Regions from separate parts of the Homo sapiens genome. Here region 1 is linked to region 2. A link is an interaction called in ENCODE POLR2A ChIA-PET data of the cell type or tissue named here. Cell type or tissue: Caco-2. All regions are shown on one strand.

Evidence for each region. ChIA-PET counts read pairs that join two places held together with the same protein. Peaks named below come from ENCODE experiments on the same cell type or tissue, not always from the same donor. Only the 100,000 strongest peaks of a DNase experiment are listed, where the experiment ranks them.
Region 1: POLR2A ChIA-PET joins it to region 2 with 11 read pairs; 1 of 35 experiments calls an interaction of 5 or more read pairs at or near these places.

The regions. Positions count from the first base shown.
Region 1 is chr1:158,117,015-158,119,514 of GRCh38, reverse strand. No RefSeq gene overlaps it. Among named protein-coding and RNA genes, the nearest start is that of SMIM42, 10 kb to the left of the region's middle. In Caco-2, no CTCF peak of the experiment used is centred here; a DNase peak (open chromatin) is centred at 1,519.
Region 2 is chr1:157,133,643-157,136,142 of GRCh38, reverse strand. It overlaps ETV3 (ETS variant transcription factor 3), which reads left to right. Exons shown (of 5, transcript NM_001145312.3): 3 at 435-672; 4 at 1,916-2,031. Among named protein-coding and RNA genes, the nearest start is that of ETV3, 3.5 kb to the left of the region's middle. In Caco-2, no CTCF peak of the experiment used is centred here; DNase peaks (open chromatin) are centred at 338 and 1,442.

The DNA.
Region 1 (2,500 bases), 980 kb before region 2:
AGGTCTGCCACTAGATCTGGTTATTGAATGCATTATTAAAGAAGGCAGTAGATTACTATGTCACAAATTTGTTTTTTGATGCTTTCAATAACGTATTTCAGTAAGATTGGCTTCCTTTGTAATCCTATATATTTCAGCTTCTGTATTTGGAAACACTGTAAGGAGTCCACAGGCTTCACCAGACTGCCAAAGGGGGCCTGGACACAGAAAAAGTCAGGACCCCCTAACCCAAAATGCTCCTCTGAGTCCTCAGGGACCAACCAAGCTCCCAGCACCAAGCTCCTCTCTGTGCAGTGGGGCAACGGAGGTCTGAAGGATGAGTCACCTAATTTATTGAGCTCCAATAAGTACCAAGAGTTGTTATTTCGTTTAATTCTCACAAAGATCCAAAAAGATCTCAAGAGAAGAAACTGAAGCTCACAAGGAAGTGAGCAACAGCTACCCCAGCCCACCCCCTCCCACTCTGCAGTCAAGGGCCCCGCCTCCCATTCACCACCACCTCCACCCCCCACCACTCCCCCATAGAGCCCCATCTGCTAATGGTGAAAAATTGGACTGCGAGTTAGGTACAACCAGCTGTGTGACTGGGAGCAAGTCAGTCGACGTCTCTGAGCCTCCAAGTCCTCATCACCACAATGAGGATAAACATCCATTCCACAGGGTTTTATTGTGTGGGTCCAACAAGAAAGCATGTGTAAAGCGCTCAGCGTGGTGCCTGGGACCCACAGGCTGGCTCCTAAAAAGTGGCTGTCATCACTATCACTATCACAGAGCAGGGACTCAGTATATTGCATGTGTAGCTGCATTACAGTCCATTTTAGAAATTATAGGCAATCCTAAGGCCTCTCTCCCACCTCCAACAACTCTAATCAGAAATAGCCAAGGGTTTGTTTTCTTTCTCTCTGGGCATTCATGACTTCTTAGAAGCCAGATGGACTTCCCCTCCTCCACAGCAAGGAACACGCTGAAAGATGAAAGCTTCAGCGGCAGGGTCTCGAAGAGGGGAAGATGGGTGGCCGACTCCAGTGCAGGTATCAGCACCCTGGGCTCGGCTGAGCAGAATTTTTTCCCCCAAGCTCGCTGGGGGCCCAGGGGAAGATGGTGCCGCCGTGTCTCTGCGTGCTCGTGTGTAATTTATTTTCCTGCATGGTTGCAGGGAGGTGGCTGAGGTTTCACAAGCTGTACCTGACAGATAATTACACGAAGACAAATTGTGCCCTGCCTTACCCTTCTCCTAGTATGGCAACCTCCAGACTGCGTGTGTTGGGGCTGGGGGTGGGGGATATGGAAGGCAGCGGGTGCTGAACTGCGAGAGGGGAGGGGCTGGGCCAAGCTGGCAGCAAGCTGGGGCAGACTAAGGAGCCGGGAAGAACTGGGGCGAGCTCTAACTGAGGCACAAACACTTCTCAGGACTGAGTAGTGGCTCCCTTAAAGGATGACAGATGCAGGGGGCGCTGGTGCCTGGTTCAAAATTGTTTGCTTTGTGGGAAGCCAGAACCAGAAACAGACCACTCAGGGCTGCGCTGCCCCGGCACGGGATTCTCTGCAGCTCCCCCTGGGGGAGAAGCAGTGCAGAGGGTGGAGGAGACCAACCCCGCTCCTGGTTCTGATCTAGGAGCTGACAGAATTCTAGTTTCTCACCGGGTTTCTCTCATGCCCTAGATTCCTGCCCAGACTCTTTCCACTCCTACTCTCTTCTCCCTGATCCTCCCCATTTTTGTTATTGTTGCCTTGTAAGATTTTTTAAAAATGTTCCTGGGCGAAAACCTGAAAGATGGTATATACAGCCTCCAAATCTACCTTTTAAAACAGAAATTTAAATGGTAGTAATTTTCACTGTAATTTTTTTTCTTTCTTTTTTTTTTTTTTTTTTTTGAGACAGAGTCTCACTCTGTCACCCAGGCTGGAGTGCAGTGGTGGATCTTGGCTCACTGCAACCTCTGCCTCCTGGACTCAAGTGATTCTCCTGCCTCAGCCTCCAGAGTAGTTAGGATTACAGTCGCGTGGCACCACGCCTGGCTAATTTTTGTATTTTTAGTAGAGATGAGGTTTCACCATGTTGGCCAAGCTGGTCTCCAACTCCTGACCTCAGGTGATCCGCCCGCTTCGGCCTCCCAAAGTGCTGGGATTACAGGCGTGAGCCACTGTGCCAGGCCTTCACAGTAATTTTTAATTTATAATTATTTTATGTTGACCAACATAGAAGCTAATAAAAATAAATCAAGCCTATAAGCATATTCAGCTTTTTTTTTTTTTTTTTTTTTAGAAAAACAGACTGTTCCAGGAGCCCAGGGATGCTAAGGTTTTAGTTTTAAATCCTCCCAAAGCTGAAGGACAGCCTCAGCTTCCTCATCAATTAAGTGGAAAAAATACCATCTTCCTTGGAGGGAGGGCTCTTCCTGGGTGCAAGGCATACTACTTCATTTACTCATTTATTCATGGAGCATCTGTTAAGCACCAACGGAATGCCTGGCACTGGGCATGACATAATTTAGTCTGT
Region 2 (2,500 bases):
TTAACATGTCTGGTCACCACACCCATATCCTAAGCTTTAGAGTCTCTTTGCTGTCAGAGACACAGTTCCAACCTTAGGGAAAAGGAGTTTTCAGCTGTATTTTCCTGAAACATTAGTTTATCTTTCCTGTTTGTTCCCTTTAGCACTTTTATGTCCTCACAGAAAGTAGGTGTATTTAGTAATGTATGAAAAGGTCAGCTTAGGACATCTGGTTGCTGCTGCCCAACTCTTATCAGATTTAATGATTGCCACAAGGATAGGTGACTTCTCTGTGCTTTCCTCTCCCCATTGTGGTTAGGCCCAGCTGACTGAGAGTACTTACAGCATGTTTGCAAAGCACTCTAGATTCTGAGCAGTGGAATGTGCAGTTGGGGTTGCTGGTATGTATGTACCTACCTCTTAACTAGCTTAATCTTGACCTTCTCACATGAAAGGGTATCAGTTTCCTGACTGGGCCTACAAAACAGAGTCATCCCCAGGCTCCCGGCAGATCCAGCTGTGGCACTTCATCCTGGAGCTGCTGCAGAAGGAAGAGTTCCGCCATGTCATCGCCTGGCAGCAGGGAGAGTACGGGGAATTTGTCATCAAGGATCCAGATGAGGTGGCCCGCCTCTGGGGCCGCAGGAAATGCAAACCACAGATGAATTATGACAAGCTGAGCCGGGCCCTCAGGTAAGGAAAAGGATTCCCAAATCTGTGTTAACAGATTGGAAGGAGACTAAGCTGTTTGGTGAATGCTAGATAAAAAGGGTATCAGGTAATAAAAGACTACACTATCTTAGTGAATAATGTGTCACTTTAAAGTGGGAGTAGAAGAGCTGTTGAATGTGAGTAGCATAGGCACAGGAGGAGAAAAGGCATATCTTTGGTTATACGTAGGAGGGGATTCCAATGTGGCTGGCACTGGATCCTGACAGACAGCTGATTCTGCTCTGTAGTGGGCGAGAGTATATGGTGAAACATGGATTGGAGTTCATTTATAATCCAAAGGATTAGTTTAGACTTCTCTATTAGAATCTGTTAGAATTTCTTTCTTTGGGCTTCCCTGAAAGAAACTTAGAAAAGGATGAAGCAAGTCACGGGAGGAAGATTCAGTGATACTGACCTATCTATTCCGGAACTGTGTCTGTGAGCTCAGGTTGTCCATAGCCTGCTGCAATATGTCTAAAGATTGATCACTATAAGTTTTCTCAGGTTCTTTTTTCCCCTTGTCGGTCTTACATTTCATAGTCCTTTAGCCCTCAAGGGGCTAGAAGGCAGTTTATGACCTCTGCTACTGCATAGATGTAAGACTAAAGGTTCCAGATAATTGAAGTTCTCCTGACCTGAAATGTAAACTCTGTACAGTGGCTTTGCTGTATTCTTTCACATCCCTTTGAGTCTTTGAAGGTGAGGCGGGCCACACTAGCTGCTGTTTTCCAGATCAGGGCATGCCATTGTTTGACCTGCCACCATAAAACAGTTGTACATTCCTTTGTCTGTCTTTTGAGCTTAGGCCTCCAGACTAACCACATCAGGTCTCCCTAGTGATTTGTCTGCCCCCACCTGGGCAAGACCAAAAAGAAAAACTAAGCAGTTAGTGACATGCAGTGCAACCGGACGGAAATGGACTGTAGAATCGAAATTGTAGAGAGATGGAGAAGAAAATGTTTGGGGCTAGGATAAGTGTTCAGAATCTTAAAGTGAAGTTGTCTTTGTAAACCTCTAGGCAAAAACGAGCTGAGTTGAAAATTGAGTAAGAAAATTAAGCTGTTAGGTCTCCTAGATCTACCTGGAGGGCCAGGCTGCGAAAGATTGGTAGTGATTTTTGTAAGTAATACTCAGAGCAAGAATTGTTGGTCTCAGTGGCTACCTAAGTGTATTGAAAGCTGTCAGTAGCTACAAGACGAATGGACATGTATTCCTGTTTTTACAGATACTATTACAACAAGAGGATCCTTCATAAAACAAAAGGGAAAAGATTTACCTATAAATTTAACTTCAACAAGCTGGTGATGCCCAACTACCCATTCATCAACATTCGGTCAAGTGGTAAGATACAAACTCTTTTGGTAGGGAATTAATTTTGAATTGAAAAGAATTTTTAAAAATCCAAATCTAAGACATGGCATGTTTAGGAAGATTTTAGAAACACTAAAATAATGTGATCCTTTGGATTGCCTCAATGTTCTTACTCAAGTCATCTCACTTATAAGGAGAGTTATAGGCTATTCAGTATCAAGATAGATTTCTTTGGTTTATTTGGTTGGTTCCCTTTTCTGCATATTGTTTGTAATCTCCTAGATACTATTACGCTATCTTGTTTGGGAATGATGTTTCATAGGTTTGTGATGATCTTTACGTTCAGGACTCAGTTTTAACACCCAGCCCAGTGGTTCTTTCATAGATGGGAACCTGTTTCTACAAACACTTCCGATTTTCTGTGAAACTACCAAGCTCTCCCTTATCAAGTGAATATCATCAAAACCACAGCATCCTTGATCAGAGAAGGGGGAGGTTC